Linked DNA regions of Mus musculus: region 2 is linked to region 1. The links are chromatin loops, found by intact Hi-C in ENCODE. Cell type or tissue: heart. All regions are shown on one strand.

The links. Hi-C counts contacts between places; a loop is a spot of excess contacts. Peaks named below come from ENCODE experiments on the same cell type or tissue, not always from the same donor. Only the 100,000 strongest peaks of a DNase experiment are listed, where the experiment ranks them.
Region 2: a loop joins it to region 1, with 2.9 times the contacts of the local background. A loop is called at or near these places in 18 of 42 quality-filtered maps.

What each region holds. Positions count from the first base shown.
Region 1 is chr7:27,334,131-27,339,130 of GRCm38, reverse strand. It overlaps Gm30543 (a long non-coding RNA gene), which reads right to left. Exons shown (of 2, transcript XR_391221.3): 2 at 2,319-2,541. It also overlaps a transcript of Ltbp4 not described here. Among named protein-coding and RNA genes, the nearest start is that of Ltbp4, 3.0 kb to the right of the region's middle. In heart, CTCF peaks have their summits at 3,054 (motif pointing left) and 4,284; DNase peaks (open chromatin) are centred at 2,520, 3,040, 3,610, 4,420 and 1 weaker place; H3K4me3 peaks cover 3,577 bases; H3K27ac peaks cover 2,022 bases; H3K27me3 peaks cover 4,073 bases.
Region 2 is chr7:27,400,507-27,405,506 of GRCm38, reverse strand. It overlaps Sptbn4 (spectrin beta, non-erythrocytic 4), which reads left to right. Exons shown (of 36, transcript NM_032610.2): 16 at 589-1,339; 17 at 2,569-2,771. Among named protein-coding and RNA genes, the nearest start is that of Sptbn4, 44 kb to the left of the region's middle. In heart, a CTCF peak has its summit at 2,560 (motif pointing right); no DNase peak of the experiment used is centred here; H3K4me3 peaks cover 1,028 bases; H3K27ac peaks cover 219 bases; H3K27me3 peaks cover 4,930 bases.

The DNA of each region.
Region 1 (5,000 bases):
GCTTTAGTCAACAAAGCTGTCTGGTATATGGTGGGCAATCCCCAAATATGGGAGGAGCAGAAATCCAAGAACAATTCCAAGCAAACTCGAGGGGGAACAAACAATAGGACTGTTGAGAGATGACGTTCTAAACCCAGAAGTGGAGCATCATGGGAAGAGTGGGTTTGGGATTCTAAATGAAAACTTATCTATCCCATTTCTCTCTGCCTGAAGCACTAGGCATTTGTGAAGCAGGGAAAATGGTGGGAACATGAGGTTTTGTTTTTGTTTGTTTGTTTGTTTGTTTGTTTGAACTAGGGTATTGCTCTGCACCCTAGATGGCTTAGAATTTGCTATTAGACCAAGCTGGCCTGGAGCTTGCCTGGCTCTGCCTCCCAAGTGCTATCTTTATGGGACTTACACTTACCATGTCAGGCTGGAACTCAAGTTTATAGGGAAGGGAAGGGGTTGGGCCCTCCGAGTTTGGAGGTTGTGGGCAAGGCTTGAAGCCTGGAGCCCACTAAAAGAGGGCGGGTGGGCTTCGTGTCTCCTGTAGCCTTTGCTGTAGGTGGCAGCAATGGTGTGAAGAGGCTGTGTGGGTGAGTCTGTGTGGCTCATCGCAGGCCAGAAAGAGGAGATTCGAGGTCTCCAGTAACAAAAGCTTAGTATTCTAGGTTTGTAAGGGTTGTGTGTGTGTGTGTGGGGGGGGGAGACTTTTAGGAGTCAGGCAGGGAAATGGTTCTGGTGTCTTCTAGGGACCAAGGCAGAGAAGGGTGTGGGAGGGGCAGAGCTGGGGAGTCCTCTGGGAGCTGTCTGGAAAAGGGCGTAGCCTGGATTCACAGAAGGGTAGAACTGGGGAAAGACAAGTTCTTGCAGATGGTGTGGCTAAAACAATGGACAGGACCATCTTCCTGGAAGAGTTGATGTGGGCCATAGAGATGGCCCCTGGGTCAGGGGTAAGATCCAATACTAAATTCTTGTTACTTCGAGATTTGGTGTGGCTGAGGAAGAAGGGTCTCGTTAAGTAGCCCAGGCTGGCCTGGAACTCACCCTGGGAAGTGACACCACGTTTGATTCATCAGCAGAGTCTGGTCTCTCCCCTGGGAAGTGGGTACCGGGGAATCTATCAGTTCCACTAGACAGACAGCTACGTTCAGAGACACCAGCACTGAGCGAAGGGGGAGGCCTGCTAAAGCAATTCCAGCTGAGAGGACCTGAGGCCCCTGAACACTCATCTCGGTGGTAACCACTTGTGTCACTTGGGACCTCTGCTCAAGAGAGACTGGGGCAATCAGTTCTTAACTCCTGAAATCCTCCCACCTCCAGGAGAACTCACCGCCCAGGCAACCCCGCCCGGCACCTGTCCATCTAGCCCCTCCCATGTCGCTTACCGATTGGCCTCACTCGGAGCGCTGACAGTGCAGGGCTCTGATTGGCGGGAAGTTTCACAGCCCCAGGCTTGCACGGTGGAGAAAGTGAGTCGGCCTCTGGCTGAGGCGGGGGTAGGGGGCGGGACCGGGGCCAGGCCGATCCGGACCCACTGGACACACTGCCCTCTTGGAGCCGGACTCTGCACCCGACACGATGCGCCGGCCTGGCCTCGGCGGCCCCTGCCCCCTCTTGCTGCTGCTGCTGCTCCCAGCCGCCACATCTGCTAGCGGCTCCAGTCCCAGCCCCAGCCCCAGCCCCATCGAGAAAGCGGTGGTCCCGAGCCACCAGGCCGGGTAAGCCCACTGCAGCGTCTTCTTCCTCGTGCTGTACCCAGTAAGTCTTGTGGTCTCGGAGGAGCAAGACCTTCAGATTTAGGAGGCTACAAAGCAACTGCTTTTGGTAGAAGGATGCTAAGGCCAAAGCCCTTGGATCTGCTGGGAGCCCCTACTTTGCAGTCGTTAGAATTCGAGATGCGCTGAGAAATTGAAGCGGAGGTCCCTCCAGAGGGGTAGGATGGGTAAGGCTCCAGCCAACTCCCGAGTTTATTGGGGAAAGAACCCCAGTTGATACCGGGTAAGACTTCGAGTTTTCTTAGAATAATAGCGATGGGTGGGGCCCTTGAACTAGCCTTCAGCTCCCCAAGTTTCCTGAGTGTTTTTTTTTTTTTAAAGGTGCTGGAAGGTCGTGGTGAGATCTTAAAGAAAAGTTGCCGTGTTCTGGGTTTCTAGGGGGGCTGGATTAATTGGAAAAGACTTCTAGGTTCTTCTAATAGATTAGGAAGACGCATATAGGCTCCTGGCAAGGGGACTGGAGGAAACCTGTGTAGGGGATCCTTGGATTTTCTGACGCTTCTAGTTTTCTGAGATCAGAGCTCCTCCGGATTGAATGAATTACTAATGACTTGGTGGTAAGGTCCAGGGTAGTTTATAAATTTCAGTGTTTATAGGACACCATCGCGTCTGCGGGTGACAGGATCGGAGGAGATGGTCTGCTTAGCATCCCAGTCCTGCTCCTGGCAGCTCTGCGCACCGTTACAAAGGCCGTGGGCTCCGCTCCCGCTCCCGCCTGGGTCTCTGGGAATGCGTTTAGTAACCCGAGCCGCGCCGGGGGCGGGACTGGGAAGGGGTTAACCTGGAGGAAAAGCGGGAGGGATGACGACAGGATTCGAGGGTCTCAGAGGCTCCCCCAGGGCAGCCTGCGCTCCCTCTAAGCCTCACTCATCTAGAATGGATCCGGGCATTGGATTCCCTTTCTCAGTATCTTCCAAAGTTTTTCTCTCTGGGTCTGAACGCGCACCATCATCCCTCACCCCCCCCTCTAACTTGGGGATAATGGACTTGTCTGGGGGGCCCCTGGGTGACGACGCTCTGGCAGTACCGCTGAAGGGTCGCGGCTGAGACCCAGTGGCACTGAGACATATCCGGAAAAGACCCTTTCCTCTCGGACATTGAAGTTCAAGGACCAGGAGACGCTGGTCCCAGGACGTACATCCTAGAAAGGCGGGAACTGGATAAAATTCAGGCCTCGGGATTCCCAATTCTGGACTTCGGTATCCCTACCACCTCAGCACTGTGCTGGACCCGTAGTCTAAGGCGACACCGCAGTGCACAGCCGCCGAGGTCTGTGCATGTAGCGCCACCTACTGTTCGATGTTAGGATGGCGTCTGAGCCTCCACTCTCCTCGAATTAGTGGGCGGAGTTCTAGATCCCAGACAGTCCAGGCTTGTAGATTCGCTTAGAACTCTCCTTTGAAAGTCTCTTGAAATAATTTTAAGCCTGGCGTGATGGCTTATGTATGTAACTTTAGCTTTAGTGGAGAATGAAGCAGGAGGATTGTCGTGAGTTTGAGGGCTACCTGGGCTACACAGTACATTCTAGACCTTGTCTCAAAATAATGATAGTAATGAGTGCTTGGAATTCCCTTGAATCTTGTCTTGGTTTCTCCTCTGTCCTCCACCCCTGCTCTCCTTTGTTCTGAGGCCTGAACAGTCCCACTCTCCTATTTACAGTGTTGCTGCCTGTCACTGCTGCCTAGACCAGACACCTAAGAGTAGCCGCTGCACCCGAGGTGGGTTCTTCCAGGTGGGGTATGGGTATGGGTCCCCAGCGTCATCCAAAATGAAGAGATGGACGATGGCAGAGGCTTGGCCCTGCTTTTCTACTGAATCCCTGATTGTCTCTAAAGCTTCCTGCAGGGTCCGGAACTGCCCACCTGCCAAGTGCACAGGTCTAGAGGGGTGCCTGACCCCAACACCTTCGGTGCCCAGCCCCAGCCGCAGTCCCGTGGAGAAGAGTCAGGTATCCCTCAACTGGCAGCCACTGACGTAAGCATATAATTCCTCCCCTTCCAACACACACACACACACACACACACACACACACACACACACACGCACGCACGCACACGCACACTGGCCTTTCACTATTAACTCATTGTCTGTGTTTCTGTTTATTCTTCCTTGCCTGGCTGAATCATTGGGTCTTTGCTTCTTGATCTGTTTCTGTCTCTACGCCCCACCCACTTTTCCCTTCCCATCCATCTCATATCGCTTCTCTTTCCATACCCTTTTTTTTTTTTTCTTCTTCCATAGTCCTTTCTCTGAAAGTATTTCTCTAAAGATATCCCAAGCCTTGCTCCCAATAAAAGGGCTGGGGGCAATGTTGGGCAAACCCACTCCTGGAAGTGCTCCTGGCTTAGGAGGGTTCCCCCCCCCCTTGAGGTGAGGAGGCCAATTTAATAGTAGTGACAGCCTCTTCCACCCTCTTCCACCTAGTTTGCAGGAGGCCCGAGCTCTGCTGAGGCAAAGGCGGCCCCGAGGGCCGTGGGCCCGGGCATTGCTGAAAAGAAGGCCCCCACATCGCGCCCCTGCCGGCCAGGCCCGGGGTAAGAACATCCGCCCTTCCTCCGTGTAGGGGGTGGAGGGGGGTGGTTCCGGGCCAGATAAAGCCGTCTGGTTCCCACGGTGCTGCCGCCGCCTACCAGTCCCCTATTGTAGCTTGGTCCACCCCACTCCCCAGGATGCGGCCACCTCTAGGGACCCCTGCGTCCGGCAGTATGAGGTGAGCCAGGGACAGAACTAGACGCAGGCCAAAGGCGCTGACCCATCAGGGTGGGGCCGGGAAGCCAGGCGTCCGGGCTCCCGTGGCTGAAGAGGGGGGCAACTCGCCCAGCAGAGAGCGAGGCTGAACCAGTCCAGACAACAAAAGCGATTGTGCGGGTTGGCGCCTGCCCCGGCACAAAATGCCCAAGATTGCGGGACGGCTGGGGGCCAAAGACCTTTCCCTCTTACATGCCAGACCGTCCCTTGACCCTACTTTTACTACAGCCCGGTACCCCAGATTAGAGCACTCTATAGACTCAACTACCCTCAGAAGCCCTCTCCTGCTGTGTGGCCTTCAGCCCAGATGCATCCCCCTCCTTCCTAAGGTTTTCCAGATGTGTGCCCCAGGCCAGATGTGAGGACCCCCGCCCACAGCTTTATTCATTCTGACCTCTCCCACCAGGTGTAGAGAGTCTTGGTGTGCTGTGGCGTCTTCAGGTGTAAGCGCCTTAGTCTCCTCTCCAGAATTCAGCTCCTCTAATTCCTTTA
Region 2 (5,000 bases), 66 kb before region 1:
GGTGGCCTACAACCATTTGTAATGGGATCTGATGCCCTCTTCTGGTGTGTCTGAAGACAGCATCAGTGTACATAAAATAAATAAGCAATTCTTAAAAAAAAAAAAAGACACACATCATGCCCTCTTCCCCTTCCCCTCCCTCCCTCCCTTCCTCCTCCTCCTCCTCCTCCTCCTCCTCCTCCTCCTCCTCCTCCTCCTCCTCCTCCTCCTCCTCCTCCTTTGACAGGGTCTGTGTAGCCCAAGGAGTGCTAAGATCATAGGTGTGTACTACACCACACAGCCGTGATTCTCTGGACTGTGTGCCCTAGGCAGGCAGCTGTTGTCTGTTTTCCGTCCTCAGTTGCTAATAAACTCTGAAAGATAATGAGATAACAAACAGAATCCTAATATTATTATGAAGATAATTTGGTAGCGCTGGAACGATACATACATTGAAAGTTGTGCTCTAAGCACTGTCCAGAGTGAGATACTATTGATTTAGGCACAAACTGGGACTCTCCCAGGCTTCTGAGCGTCCGAAAACCTGGATTTTACCCTGGGTGTGCGGATTCTCCGCATCCGATCACCCTCTTTCCCGCCCCTGAACAGGTGGAACCGCATCGTGGAGTTGGTGGAACAGCGCAAAGAGGAGATGAGCGCGGTGCTGCTGGTGGAGAACCACGTGCTGGAGGTGGCCGAGGTGCGCGCCCAAGTGCGCGAGAAGCGACGGGCAGTGGAGAGCGCGCCCCGGGCGGGGGGAGCCCTGCAATGGCGCCTGAGTGGCCTGGAGGCGGCTCTACAGGCGCTAGAGCCGCGACAGGCGGCGCTGCTGGAGGAGGCGGCGCTGCTGGCCGAACGCTTCCCCGCACAGGCGACGCGCCTGCACCAGGGCGCCGAGGAGCTAGGAGCCGAGTGGGGCGCACTGGCCGGAGCGGCTCAGGCCTGCGGCGAGGCGGTTGCGGCGGCAGGTCGCCTGCAGCGTTTCCTGCGCGATTTGGATACTTTCCTGGACTGGCTGGTGCGGGCGCAGGAGGCAGCAGGCGCCGTCGAGGGGCCGCTGCCTCGCAGCCTGGAGGAGGCGGATGGGCTGCTGGCGCGCCACGCCGCGCTCAAGGAGGAGGTGGATCAGCGTGAGGAGGACTACGCGCGCATCGTGGCTGCCAGTGAAGCGCTGCTAGCGTCCGAGGGCGCGGAGCTGGGCCCCGGTCTGGCGCTAGACGAGTGGCTGCCGCACCTCGAGGTTGGCTGGCACAAACTGCTCGGCTTGTGGGAGGAGCGCAGGGAGGCGCTGGTCCAAGCGCACGTCTATCAACTCTTCCTGAGAGACCTGTGCCAGGCGCTTGCGGTGCTGCGCAACCAGGTGCCTGATGGCTGTCTGGGGTGCGGGGTCTGGGCTGAGAGGGATTGGGTGTGGGGGCACAGACTTGCTTTGATGTGTTTCCTGGGACCCCTAGATTCCTGCTTTGTTTGGGGGTAGGGAATTAAAGGAGTAGTGGTTTATCTGGAAAATTGAGGTCTGTGACAGAGATAAAAGGTTATGTTGAATGGTGTGGGTTCATGGGGCGGTATATTTTCTATCTATCTATCTATCTATCTATCTATCTATCTATCTATCTATCTATCTATCATCGAATCAAGACAGGGCCTTTCTATATAGTCTTGGCGGTGCTGGAACTCGCTATGTAGATTAGGCTGGACTTGCATTCACAAAGATCCTACTGCCTCTGCCTTACAAGTGCTAGGATTAAAGGCATGTGCCACCACCATTCGCGCATAGTAGCATAGACGACCAGCTTTTAATTTAAAAAATTATTTTTATTTGTTTTGCCTGTGTGTATTCATGCATAAAATGCATTTAGAGTCCTGGGAGGCCAGAAGAGGGCACCAGATCCTTTGGGATTAGAGTTACAGTTATGAGCCACCATGTGGGTGATGGGAATCGAACACAGGTCCTTTGGAAGAGCAGCGTGTGCTCTTAATACTGGAGCCATCTCTCCATCTTCCTATCTTTTAATTTAAAAAAGAATTTATTTTTATTATATTTAACGGTGTGCACCTGTGTGTACACGTGAAGATTCCCAAGAAGGCCAAGGCGATGGAGCCACTGGAGTTGGTCGTTGTGGAATGCGGAATGTGGGTGCTAGGAACCCAACTCAGATTTTTCTGGACGAGCAGTAAATACTCTTAACCAATGAGCCATTTGTCCAACCCTTGCTTTTATGGAGACAGGATCTATGGAGCCCTGGGGGTCTGGAACTCTCTGTACAGACCAGGCTGGCCTTGAACTCTCACAGATCTTCCAGTCTCCACTTCACAAAGTTCTGAGATTAATGCTCTGCTTGGGTTTAGTGGTTTATGAGAGGTGAATTTGAAGTGGCTTATTGGGATTGTGGATTATCTGGAAGGAGCTAGCAAGAGAGGATAATTCATAGATTTGGCAGAGTGGGCAGAGACCTGGGGGAATCTGGAAGGACAGACTGCTAAAAAGAGGGGCCAGCAGGAGTAAAAGACCCTGAGGTGGAACTGTGCCTGAAGCCAACCAGCGTCCTGGGGTGGAGCCAAGCTGACCTGTATCCCTTCCGTTCCCAGGAGGTGGCGCTGTCTGGCGCTGAACTCCCTTGCACAGTGGAGTCGGTAGAAGAGGCGATGAAAAGGCACCGGGATTTTCTCACCACGATGGAGCTGAACCAGCAAAAGATGCAGGTGGCGGTTCAAGCTGCAGAGAGCCTGCTGCGGCAAGGCAACGCCTACGGGGAGCAGGCGCAGGAGGCAGTGGCTCGGCTGCTAGAGAAGTAGGTCCCCGGTTCCAAAACTGTGCCCAGAAAGTGGGGTCTGGGCACCGTAGAGTGGGGAAGGGATACCCAGATCTTTCTTCCCACCCCTATTTCCAGCTTCTCTGCCTTTTCTCGTTTCAATTTAATTCCTTATTTGTTTATTTGTTTATTTAATCTATGTTTTTGGCACAGGGTCTCTTGTAGACCAAATTGGCCTGGGTTTTTTTTACATCCATGCATCCATCTCTCCATCCATCCATCCATCCATCCATCCATCCATCCATCTATCGTGTGTGTGTGTGTGTGTGTGTGTGTGTGTGTGTGTCACAGGACAACTGAACTGGAAGGCGTTAGTCTTCTCCTCCTATTACATGACTATGAGGATCAAACTGGGCGTTTCAGGTTTGGCAGCAAGTGCCTTTACTTCCTGAGTGTTGTCACCTGACCTAGCCTAGAACTTTTTTCATAGCTTGGGATGACATCGAACTCCTAATACTTCTGCCTCCTCCTCCTCATGGGACTAAAGACACACATCATGGGGGCAGGGGAGATAGCTCAGCGGTTAAGAGCACTGACTGCTCTTCCAGAGGTCCTGAGTTCAATTCCCAGCAACCACATGGTGGCTCACAACCACCCGAAATCAGACTCCCTCAACGCCCTCTTCTGGTGTGTCTGAAGACAGCAACAGTGTACTCATTTACATAAAATAAATAATTCTTTAAAAAAAAAGACACACATCATTATGCCCTCTCCCCCTTCACCTCCCTCCCTTCCTCCTCCTCCTTCTTTGACAGGGTCTGTGTAGCTTAGGCTGATGTCAGACTCAAAGCAATGCTCCAGCCTCAGCCTCTTAAACAATAGGATTATAGACATGCCCCACTGTTCCTAGCCATAATGTATTGTTCCGGGTTTGATTTAAATGGCTACTTGGTGAGCCGGCAGGAGATAGCTGGTTCACCAAAAGATACAGAGTTTGAACACTGAGAATCTCAGTCCTCTGACCTGACTAGAGGGACTGAGTCTGGGTGACAGGGGAACCACAGGGTCCTAAATCGTCCTCCCACAAATTCCACAGTGAAAGGCCACACAAAGATGTGTTTCAGATTTCTCCAGGAGGTACTCCTGCCTCTTGTCATGTTGACAAATATGTTGACTAACATCACAGTCAGGGCGAGGAAAGTTCAGGGCTCTGTGGGAGCCTACAGGAAATGTGTGTCCCAGCTTTGAGCTGAGTGACACAAAGTTGGAGGCAGGTCTAATCCCTGAACCTCTCCAGGCCCCAATATTTACTTGACAGGAGACATATTGCCACCCTTGTGGGATGAGTGGACAAAGCTATGCCATTGATATATAATTCCCCCATCCCTCTCCCTTGCTGTGAGAAAATCCTTGGCAGGAACAAGTTGAAAGGGGAAAGTTTTATTCTGGCCCATGGTGTCAGGGGGATCTGACTGTGCTGGGGCAGTGGCTGATGGAGCAGAGCAGGTCATGTCATGGCTGGTGAGGAAGCAGTGGAAAGGGAATTGCTAGGACTTTGCCAGATGCTGGAGAAGGCCAGAAGAGGATACCAGAGCCTTCTGGAACTGCTTTTCCAGAACTGGTTGTGAGCTGCCATGTAAGTGCTGGGCACTGAACCTGAACTCCCTGCAAGAGGAACTAAACCTCTTAACCAACTAACCATCTCTCCATCTCTCCTCCTCTTGCTTGGATTTTGGGCTTTGCTTTTATTTTTGTTTTGAAACGGGGTCTCATGTAGCCCAGACTGTCCTGGAATTCACTATATAGCCAAAGCTGACCTTGAGTTTCCGATGCTTCTGTCTCCACCTCCCACGTATTTGATCACAGGTGTGCACCCACATCCTCATCTGGAGTGTGCTGGAGATGGAGCCCAGCGCTTTTCGAATGCTAGGCAAGCATCTCATCACACCAGCCACATTCCATCACCAAGTCACTTTCCTTAGCTGCATTTGCATACAGGGCTCTGTGACAGAATTGCTTTGTAGGGTGTCTTGGCCAGGAAGTGGTACAGCTGGCACTGGAACCCTCTTAGCTTCGCAGCCTCACAGAAAGGAAGGCTTCCCTATATCACGCGTTTGAATCCCCCACAGTCTGGGTTGCAACGTCCCCATGGAATTGATGTGTAGGTTTACTGCTAAGGAATTTCCTGGCTCCTGGTGAGAGGCCAGGAAGTATAGCCCTGGCTGTCCTGGAGCTCACTCTGTAGACCAGGCTGGCCTCGAACTCAGA